Regions from separate parts of the Homo sapiens genome. Here region 2 is linked to region 1. The links are chromatin contacts, found by Hi-C or POLR2A ChIA-PET in ENCODE. All regions are on one chromosome and are shown on one strand. Each heading gives the region's core, a stretch centred on a gene start or an enhancer-like site at or near the end of the contact. The rest is flanking DNA. Distances are from core to core; before and after follow the strand shown. Region 1 overlaps TASOR2 (transcription activation suppressor family member 2). Region 2 overlaps GDI2 (GDP dissociation inhibitor 2).

Region 1 (5,592 bases), core at 2,270-4,769:
TAATTGATAATGGTCTAGAAAAATAATGCCAGATACTACTTGCTTCTGCATTTAGTCATAAATAAGGCCATTTATACTTTAATGCTTGTAGACAATTCATGTTCAGGCTTTTTGCAAAGTAAAAAGTAGGCTCTATGTTTTTGAAGGTTTGAGCTTTTGTACCTTCCTAATTTATTTACATTAGGAAACCAGTTTACTTAGTTTTTTTAATGTCTGAACTGAAAAACACAGAAAAAATTATTGGGACATTGCAACTGCTCTTACACTATTTCAATAAATTATCTTGCACTCTCTGTTAGATCTGTATTGGGGTGTTTAAATTTATAGGAAGAGTATTTCTTACCAGGTTGTAGCTGCTTTCTGTTTCTGGGGTTCTCATTGCCTTTTACTATATTTACTCTCTGTTTTTGTGGAGATTTCTTCACAGGTGGCTTAGCCCTTGGAACAGTTTTGACTGGAGATTTCTCTTGTTTCCTTGCCCTTTTAGCATTTGTTGGCACTGGAACATCTTTAGAAATAGGAGCTTCTTGGTTTTTCCTATCCAATTTGGTTTTCTGTACAAACTGTGCAGTCAGCACTTCCGCACCTTATGTAGAAAAGACATCATTTTTGTAAGGGGTAGGGGCCCAGATACTTAGCATAGCTTTTCCATTTTTTGTTTTGTTTTGTTTTTATTTTGGGGACAGTAACTTTAGTAATGGGGAATAAACTATGAAGTTTCAGGTATTTAATTAAAAGATTTTAACAAATCAAAAGTTAAACATTCTCACATAAATATAATATGAACTTGCTAAGTGTCTGCCTATATCCCTATCAGATGAAGAAGAAAAAGATCAGAGTAATAACTTTGTAACAACTGAAAAAAAAAGAAAAACAAACAAACAAACAAAACTTTGGGCTGGGAGTGGTGGCTCACACTTGTAATCCCAGTATGTTGGGGGGCCATGACGGACGGACTGCTTGAGCCCAGGAGTAGGAGACCAACCTGGGCAACATGGCAAGACACTGTACAAAAAAATAAACAAATTAGCAAGGAGTGGTGGCATGTGCCCATAGTCCCAGCTATTCGAGAGGCTGGGGTGGGAGGATAACTGGAGCCCACACCACTGTACTCCAGGCTGGGCAAGAGTGAGACCCTGTCTCAAAAAAAAAAAAAAAAAAAAAAAAAAAAAATCTTCATAACCTTTCCTGACTAATGTGACAGGTAAGACTGAATATGCTAGATCACAGCCCCAGGATATAGATATTTCTGTTTAAACAAACAGCAGCACAGCTTCCATAAGGTGAAGTGGTTAAAACTATAACCACACTGCAGAGAAGAGTTGTATAGACAGCAATATATTTGGAGAGCCATATTATATATTTTACGTTACTACTTGTAAACATCTAAATTTTAATACCATCTGAAAAACAATCTTTTAAAAGATGGGAAGCCTGAGGAAAGTGTGCACCTGGTTTTATTTCTAACAAATCTGCTATCTTACACAATGATGACTCTTAGAAGCGCTCTGGGAAGCCTGAGGAAAGTGTGCACCTGGTTTTATTTCTAACAAATCTACTATCTTACACAATGGTGTCTCTTAGAAGCGCTCTGCTTTGCTTCTCACATGGCATAAAAATAGCTAAAGGTGGAGCTAAAGGATGGGAAGAAAAAGGAAATACTAAACACCTGCTTATAATGCACAACAGAAAGTGTTTCAATCTTTTAAGAGTTAAAATTAAGCCTCAAAGATATCATATGAAATAATCACACATTTAATGTTGGCAAATATTTTTAAATTACATTATACAGAAGACGCTACTTCTCACTAAGGACACTAAAAATGATATTAAACAGTTTAAGAAACTGATCAGTGTTAGTGAAATGTAGGAGAAAAAAGGAGACCCATTTCATTTCATTCTTTTGGGGGTTAGCGAAATGAATAGTTTTAAAAATGTTTTCAGAATATCTTAATGCTGTACATTTCAAGTCTGATTATCTTCCTCCCTACCAAATTATTATATTAATAAGTACTAAAGCAGCGTATTTTTTTTTAACAATAAGACTTCTTATTACACTCTAATTACATTTTCTAAAATCTTCAGCATAGGGAAGAGCAAAATAAAAATAAATCAGGAAAACAGTTAAGACTAAATTAAAAAGAAAAAGATTAGACAACCAAGACCCAGGGGGAAACTTTCTAATATTTGTACAAACAGAAAAGGAAGATATTCCCAAGTACTCCCAGGTGTTGGGAGAAAAAAGAAAAATGAAACAAAGTGATCCTGCATAGATTGTTTTGTTTACATGTAACATTCAATACCATGCTTCTCAAACTGAATGCAATTAATCCACTGGTGGGTTGTAAAATAAATTCAATGTGTCACAACTAGAATTCTTTCTTTTTTTTTGAGATGCAGTCTTGCTCTGTCACCCAGGCTGGAGTGCAGTGCAGCTCACTGCAACCTCTCCCTCCCAGGTTCAAGAGATTCTCGTGTCTCAGCCTCCCAAGTTGCTGGGATTACAGGCAAGTGCCCCCATACCTGGCTATTTTTTGTGTTTTTAGTAGAGACGGGGTTTCACCATGTTGGCCAGGCAGGTCTCGAACTCCTGGCCTCAAGTGATCCACCCGCCTCAGCCTCCCAAAGTGTTAGGATTATAGGCATGAGCCACCACACCCAGCCCAGAACTCTTAAATGAAACAGAATAGAAGGTATCAGACTGTATTACACATAATTTTTTTTTGAAATTTTTGTTCCAGTCATGTATGAACTTGTAGGTACCGGAATATAATATCAAACATATTTCTTACAGTGGATATAATTAAAAACATCTGAGAAACAGTGACAATTTATGTTGAGTTATAGATAACTGATTCAATACCTTAAATTGGTTCATGCAGAACAGTATGGTTGGCCTGGAATCTGTTTTACAGATAGTTGTATAGTCTGGTGCACTGCTTTATACTACCATACTTTCCACTTACCCTCCTAAGTACGCACATCTCCACCCCGTTCCTCAAGCCACAATAAGCCAGAAACCACTATTTATGAAGCCACAGGATAAAACCAAGGTTGGGTACAGTGGCTGACGCCTGTAATCCCAACACTTTGGGAGGCTGAGGCAGGAGCATCAGTTCAAAGTCTAGCTTGGGAAACATAGCAAGACGTCATCTCTACAAAAAAATTTTAAAAATTAGTGGGGCACCCCTGTAGTTCCAGCTACTCCAGAGGCTGAGGCAGGAAGATCACTTGAGCCCAGGAGTTTGAGACTGCAGTGAGCTATGATCATGTCACTCAACTCCAGCCTGGCTGACAGAGAGATCCTGTTTCTAAACAAAAACAGAAAACTCCAAACAAAAAAAACTCCATAGGGTAAACTCTGAATTATTTAGAATCCTGGGATTACCATACCCTAGACGTTTCTTCTTTAGGCACCAACATTTCCAAATTCAAAATATTACAGATTGGCTTGGCAAACTTTTCTGTGAGGGGCCATAGAGTACATACTTTCAGCTTTGAAGGTCATGTGGCTTCTGTCACAGCTGCTCAGCTCTGCCAACACGGCATGAGAGCAGCCAGAGACGACACAGGCACAACCGAGTGGCCCCTTGGCCATAATGTGCTGCCTTCTTCTCCAAAGGAGTCACCCATATACTTCCCTACTCTTTTAGAGAAAATAGAGTAAAACACAATTTGAGATGACTCTAAACCAAAGTCATATGATTTGCTGTCCTATGTTCACTGAAATACATTTGCCAATACATTAAGTGGCTAGGCCAAAGTCATATGGTTTGCTGTGCTATGTTCACTGAAATACATCTGCCAATACACTAAGTAGCTCAAGACTCTAATTCTCACTCAATTTTTCAGGGAGCATCAAAACCACACGAATAATCCAGGTGCTCACGTAAAAACTCTGTGATACACATAAAGGATTAGAAACTCTGCCCCAGACTATTTTACTTTTGGAGGTCCCAGGCATTTCCCTCCTCTCGATAGGTGTTGAGGCTGTCAGCTATCACGGTTTGCTGGTACTGATGTGCCTGATTTTAGAAGAACCTTTTCTACCTCCATTTGTGAAGAGGATGGCACAGAAACTAGATGGTTGTCTTTCTTAGAATGGAACATACACGTGTGGGTGGTTTTACATGTGGAACATAACATGTTGGTGGTGGGTAGGCTTTTGAGGTATCTTGGTCTTTCCTATTTCTTGGTTTTCAGTTGCTATCTCAATCAGAGCTTGTCAGGCATTAGGAGGCACACAAATTGCCTGGAGAGAAATGATGGTGATTCTAACAATCTTCTAACTGATGCTGCAAAGCTGCAGTCCACAGGGACCAAGACAGCAGAGGGATCGAATACAACAACTATTATTATTATTGAGATGGAGATTTGCTCGTCACCCAGGCGGGAGCGCAATGGCGTGATCTCGGCTCACTGCAACCTCTGTCTCTTGGGTTCAAATGATTCTTGTGCCTCAACCTTCCGAGTAGCTAGGACTACAGGCACGCACCGCCACACCCAACTAATTTTGTATTTTTAGTAGAGACAGGGTGTCACCGTATTGGTCAGACTGGTCTCAAACTCCTGACCTTAGGTGATCCACCCACTTGGTTTCCCAAAGTGCTGGGATTACAGGCATGAGCCACCAACGCCTGGCCACAACTATTATTATAATAACCCACATAAATAAATCGTGCTTACCTCTTTTTCTTTTCTGAGGAAACTGTCCTTTAACTAACTTAAGAGTTGTTGGAGAGTCCGAGCTGTTGTCTGCTCTGGAAGCAGTTCTTTTGGGAAAGGGGCGGCACAAGTTCACCTTTTTACTCTGCACCATGTGGGGCATGCTGGCCTTCCTCTTAGGCTGCACTCTCAGATTTGACGCTGGACTCAATGGAAAAACTCTCTTCTTTGCTTTCAACATTTCTTCAGAATCCTTTTTTGTTTCAGTTTCTTTTCTCACTTCTGCCTCTGAGACAAGAAATTCAGGATCTGGAGTCATAACTAAGGAAAATCCAGCATCACAAATTCCGTCTGAAACACAAGGAGACTGAGGATGCTCTGCTAGCAAGTCCAAAGCAGTAGACACTTCCAAAATGTAAGCACTAGGGTCTGAAAAATAAGAGTTCAACTGAGTTAAAGACTCTGAAGGGCACTTTTCAGCTGGAGGAATCAAGTCAAAACCACTGGGCAGTTTCCCCAAGAATGTAGGGTCTTTCATTCTATCCTGAGGAGCAACACTCAATGAAGGGCTTCTGTCCGCCTTGTACAATTCTTGGAAATGACGCTTTACTAATGTGTTTGGATGGATTCTTTCTTCAGGAAGTGATTTCTTTGTTTCTAGCAGGGCACAATTAAGGGTAGATAAAATAGGTATCACCTTCATTGAGATGTCATCTTCAACTTTCAAATCTTTCACCCCTAGAATATATACACACGTATTAAACATCTGAAGTTTATTTTTTAAAAACAAAACATTCTGGAAAAAAAAGCTTTAGATTTCAAAATTATGTGATGGTTAAATATGTTATAGTATTTCAAATGACAACCTAAATGGCAATTAATAGAAGACTTAGAGGTACATTTAACAAATGTATCTCCATATACTTG
Region 2 (5,592 bases), core at 1,434-3,933, 73 kb before region 1:
ACGCCCGGCTAATTTTTTTGTATGTTTAGTAGCGATGGGGTTTCACCATGTTGGCCAGGCTGGTTTTGAACTCCTGACCTCAGGTGATCTGCCTGCCTCAGCCTCCCAAAGTGCTGGGATTACAGGCGAGAGCCACCGCACCCAGCCCATAACAGAACTTTAAAATGCAGTAGGATTTGATAGGGTGTAGAGGATTTTTTGTTTGTTTGTTTTTGAGACAGGGTCTCGGTCTCTTACCCAGGCTGGAGTGCAGTTGTGTGATCACAGCTCACTGTAGCCTCAACCTTCCAGGCTCAAATGATCCTCCCACTTCAGCTTCCCAAGTTAGCTGGAACTACAGGAGGCATGTAGTTTGGGTATTTTTTGTAGAAATGGGGTTTTGCCATGTTGTCCAGGCTGGTCTCAAACTCCTGGGCTCAAGCAGTTCTTCTGCCTCGTCCTCCCAAAGTGTTAGGATTACAGGCGTGAGCCACCTTGCCCAGCCAGGGTATAGAGTTTAGTTTGTCACTAGGAAGGTATATCAAAATATTAATAAATTTTGGCTCTATTCCCTTCCAAGTCTAAATTGCTCTGTAATCGGGGTTGGGGAGTGGGCATTAATTTTTCAGCATACCATTGTTACTGGCCGTGGAAACACCATGTAGGTGTAACAATTCATATATAGAAATTTCATTCAGCCTCTTCAGGTGCTTTGTCTAATATATTTGGGTGTTGTCCAAATGAGTTATTCTGTTTTTGATGATTGCAACTCTGGTGGTATGTGTAGGGTGCTGAAGGAAGAGAACGTCAGTATCGCTGATGGTTCTGTCCCCCAGCCCCACATCCACATATCTACACGTACTAGCACTTTGGTGCAATTAAATATTAAAAACCATTTTGGTTGGTTACCTGTTTTTATGTAGGAGAACGTCAAGTGCCAGGTGGGTGGCAGATGCTAGTGTCATACAGAACTTGGATTCTGAAGATGGTTTTATAGTCTTAGTGATTTTGGATGTGAATATGTATTCTTATCCTGCTTAGGTCATTTGTAGGTGAGTTTGAAGTTACAGTGGGTACTCTTACCTGTTACATTTACAACTCATGTTGGTGAATATTCATTCACATACAAGTTTCGTGGTTAAAGTTACTTGATGTACATGATAGATGGACCAGCTTTTCTAGTGTGAAAAAGAGAAGCTTAGTTTTTATGGCTTTAATGTGCTTTGCTTGTGAATATTGTGTATTCATCAGATAGGTTGTAGTAGAATTTAATTTTGAGCTGGTAATTTTGGAAAAATATTAAAATTTTAGGATCATTAATATATACTGTGCCCAGATATGACTGATAAATTCTATCAATTAATGACTTCACCCATGTTTTAAAACAAAGCTTATTATGTTTGTGCTATTATATATTCTTTTAGCAGTGTGGAAGCAGTCTTTTATAATAGTTGGGTATAGAGGAACTAGTGGGCCTGCAGATTTTTTATTAGCTTTAGTTAGCTCTTGTCATATTTGCTCCAAGTGGTGCCTTTGAAGGTAGTTGCTGTCAGCTCTTTGGACTCGGCCACATCTTTAAATTACTGGGCCCTTTATTTTAGGCCTCAGTGCTTGCTTTACGGCCATAGTCCAGTGGGTCATGCTTAGTGTGAAAGGTTATATATAGAAGCTGTGCAACACTCCAATTTGCTTGCTGAGATTTTGCTTTCAAAAGTCTGCAGTCTACTTTTGTCAGCTGGGAATGTAACTGTCTTCCTCTGCTGTGTCATAACTTATTTTTAAGATAGTAAATATTTTATTTTCATATGTGGAACTATATGTTGGTGCTGCTTTAGGTTGTTTTCTTCCCCCACCCCCCAAAAGTAAATTGTTTTAGTCAGTATTAGGGTTGATTTTTGTAGTTGTTAAAATACCTTCATTTCCTTTTATGAAGACATAATGAAGAAAGTGAAAAGGCAGGCCACAGAATGGAAGAAGATAATTGCAGTACATGTAACTAATAAAGGATTTATATATAGTATATAAAGTACTTTTATAAAGCAGCGAGAAAAAGCCCATTTAAAAAATGGGGAAAAATTTTGAATAGGCACTTATCATAAGTGCCTTATCACTTAGCTTGATCATCAGTAAACGTTTTTTTGTTTTTTTTTTTTTAAATTTTCTTTTGTAGAGATGGGGGTCTCACTGTGTTACCTGGGCTTAAGCGATTCTCCCACCTTGGCCTCCCAAAGGGCTGAGATTATAGGCATGAGCCACCATGCCCGGTCCCTAATCATTAATCAACTATTTAAAAAGTGTTCAACCTTATTTGTCCTCAGGAAATGCAAATTAAATCACTTCTTAACTAGAATGGCTAAAATTAAAAAGGCAACAGTGTAAGTGGTCAAGGATTTGAAACAGTGGGGACTCACTGCGGACAAAAGTGTAAATTGGTACAACCGTTTTTGGAAAGCTGTTTGGTAATATCTGTTGAAGTTGAATGTATTTATACTCTTCTTGATATATAACAGAAATGCACACTTAGAAGACACATGCGAGAATGTTGATAGAGCATTATTTGTAATAGTGAAAAACTGGAAACTATCCAAATATCCACCAGGAGTAAAATGGAGAAGTAAATTGTGGTATAGTCATTCAGTGGAATCGTCTACAGCTGTGTTACCCAAAGTGTGCTGCATAGATCAGCTGCATCTGCAACACCTGAGAATTTACCAGAAATGCGGAAGTTTAGGCCCCAACTCGGATATTACACAGAATCAGAATCTACAGTTTAACAGGATCTCCAGGTTATTCTTATATATAATAAAATTTGCAAACACAGCTTTAGTAATTCTTGAAATTGGTCCTGGACCAGCATCATCAGTATCACCTCATCAGCATCAGTGGTGGCTGACACCTGTAATCCCAGCACTTTGGGAGGACAAGGCAGGAGGATTGCTTGAGCAAACCTTGCTTTGCAAGGCCAAGGCTGGGCTACATAGTGATATCCTGTTGCTACAAAAAATTAAAAAATTTGGCAGGCGTGGTGGCACATGTCTGTAGTTCCAGCTTCTCAGGAGGCTGAGGTTAGAGGATCTCTTGAGCCTGGAGGTTGAGGCTGCAGTGAGCCATGATCACACCACTGCACTCCAGGCTGGGCAACGGAGTGAGACCCTGTCTGCATCCTGCCAACCTTTTTTTTTTTTTTTTTTTTTTTAAAGAGCAAATTCTCAGATCCAACCTCAGACCTACTAACTCAGAAGCTCTGTAGATGGGGCCTAGCAGTCTGTGTTTTCAAGCCCTCCAGGTGATTTGGATACAACCTGAAGTTTGGAAATCTGGGTAGAATTTACATTTCTAACAAGTTGGCAGGTGATGCCAAGTCAGGAACCACACTGAGATGCCCTGCTTGCAGGGTTAGCCATACACTCTGAAAAGCTCCCGATAGTAGCCGGGTGCCATGGCTCACCCCTGTAATCACAGCACTTTGGGAGGCTGATGCGGGTGGATCATGAGGTCAGGAGTTTGAGACCAGCCTGTCCAAGATGGTGAAACCCCATCTGTACTAAAAATACAAAAATTAGCTGGGCGTGGTGGCGCACACCTGTAGTCCCAGCTACTTGGGAGGCCGAGGCAGGAGAATCGCTTGAACCCAGGAGGCAGAGGTTGTGGTGAGCTGAGATCGTGCCATTGCACTCCAGCCTGGGCAACAAGAGAGAAACTCTGTCTTTAATAAAAAAAAAAAAAAGCTCCAGATAGTAAATATTTTAGGTTATGTAGACGTTCTGGTCTCTGTCACAGCTGCCCAACTCTGCTGTGGTACTAGGAAAACAGCCATAAACAGTATGTACATGAACAGATATGGGTATTTACCAATAAAACTTCACAGAAATAGCCTTCAGGCTGGATTTGTCTCATCTCTGGGGACCTTTGCTCTATAGCAATGATAATAAATAGACCATGCACAAAACATGAAAGAATCTTAAAACGTGTTGCATAATGTCAGACGCAGAAAGTTAATACACATGATTAGATTTTTAGAGTTCAGAAGCGGGCAGAACAAATCTTTGCTATTAGAAATTATGAGAGTGCTGGGGGATGGTGGTGGTTATGATTGGAATACGGCATGAGGGCCTTCTGGAGTGCTCAGAATGTTTTGTTTCTTGAGCTAAAGAAAGAATGATTCAGGCTGGGCGTAGTGGTTCATGCCTGTAATCCCAGCACTTTGGGAGGCCAAGGTGGGCAGATCACTTGAGGCCAGGAGTTCAAGACCAACCTGGCCAACACGGTGAAACCCCATCTCTACTAAAAATACAAAAATTAGCCAGGCGTGATGGTGCATGCCTGTAATCCCAGCTATTTAGGAGGCTGAGGCAGGAGAATAGCTTGAACCTGGGAGGTGAAGGTTGCATTGAGCCAAGATCGCGCCACTGCACTCCAGTCTGGGCAACAGGGTGAGACTCCTATCTCAATAAAAAAAAAAAGAAAGAATGATTCACACTCCTATAGTGAAATTTGAACCTCATGGTAAGTAATTTAAGACATTTAAGAAATACTAAATGAATAGATATATTATGGAAGAAAACTTGAAATTTGTGTGAATTTTAAAAATACGGGTTTCAAAGTCAAATAGACTTGTAGAGAATAAGATTGTTCTTTGACATCTAGGGTCCTTTGGATAAATTTGAGAAATATTAAAGATTTATAAAGATACATGGAATTTCCTTTGTCTCTTTAAGAAATAAAGCACTGATCACTCAAACCCTTTTTGAGTGATTATATGCCCCATCTCTGTGTTTCTTCACATTAATTGTATTAATTTTTTCCCTCTTCTTAATTTGGTTTGTCTTAGTGTATTCATGCTTGCTTTATCTTTTTCCTGAGAGTGGTCATTTATACTTTTCGGTTGATGGTCAATTTATTGGTGGTTGTCCTATATGCTTTGCTTAGGGCTCTAGTTTTCAAACTTTTTAGTCTCAGGATCTGTTCACGTGCTAAAAAATTCAGGACCTTGAGCTTTTGTTTATAAAGGTTGTAGCTATTGATATTTATCATATTAGAAATGGAGGAATAAATAAATCACTGACAAATAATAAACCGATTACATGTTAACATGTATAACAATTTTAACTGTATATGTACTTTTTTTTTGTTATTGAGATAGGATCTCACTTTGTCACCCAGGCTGAAGTGCAGTGGCCTTATCACGGCTCACTGCACCTTTGCCCTCATGGGTTCAAGTAATCCTCCCACCTCTCAGCCTCTTGAGTAGCAGGGACTACAGGTGCTCACCACCACACCCAGCTAATTTTTGTATTTTTTGCAGAGATAGGGTTTTGCCCTGTTGCCCAGACTGGTCTCCATCCAACTCCTGGGCTTAAGCCATCTGCCTGAGTATATTTTCTAAAACAAAATTGTGAGAAGACTATCAATATTTCACGTTTTCTGCAAATCCTTTAATGTCTGGCTTAATAAAACTGAATTCACATACATGCTTCTGTGTTCAGTTCTGTTGCGATATATTGTCTAGGCTGAAGTATATGAAAACAGGTCTCACACAGACATGTAATTGGAAAAGGGAGGAGTAATTTAAATATAGCCTTTCAGGTTATTGTAGATATTCTTTGGTTTACA

The links. A loop is a pair of places that touch in the nucleus more often than their neighbours do. ChIA-PET counts read pairs that join two places held with the same protein, here RNA polymerase II (POLR2A). Pooled maps may share reads with other maps.
Region 2: POLR2A ChIA-PET joins it to region 1 with 14 read pairs in activated CD8-positive, alpha-beta memory T cell. The contact joins two enhancer-like sites. A Hi-C loop is called at or near these places in 1 of 168 maps with a recorded cell type or tissue (lower leg skin) and 2 of 50 pooled maps. POLR2A ChIA-PET finds 5 or more read pairs at or near these places in 7 of 52 experiments (CD4-positive, alpha-beta T cell, Caco-2, GM12878 and 4 more).

The regions. Positions count from the first base shown.
Region 1 is chr10:5,730,298-5,735,889 of GRCh38, reverse strand. TASOR2 (transcription activation suppressor family member 2) reads right to left here. Exons shown (of 22, transcript NM_001321783.2): 12 at 4,687-5,403; 13 at 344-586. Among named protein-coding and RNA genes, the nearest start is that of TASOR2, 48 kb to the right of the region's middle. Within about 2 kb of position 3,519, at least 2 of the 41 ENCODE cell types and tissues checked have a DNase peak (open chromatin) inside an H3K27ac peak, as active enhancers do.
Region 2 is chr10:5,802,947-5,808,538 of GRCh38, reverse strand. The region is part of intron 1 of GDI2 (GDP dissociation inhibitor 2); the gene reads left to right. It overlaps LOC124902367 (a long non-coding RNA gene), which reads left to right. Exons shown (of 2, transcript XR_007062041.1): 2 at 1-5,448. Among named protein-coding and RNA genes, the nearest start is that of GDI2, 7.7 kb to the left of the region's middle. Within about 2 kb of position 2,683, at least 3 of the 41 ENCODE cell types and tissues checked have a DNase peak (open chromatin) inside an H3K27ac peak, as active enhancers do.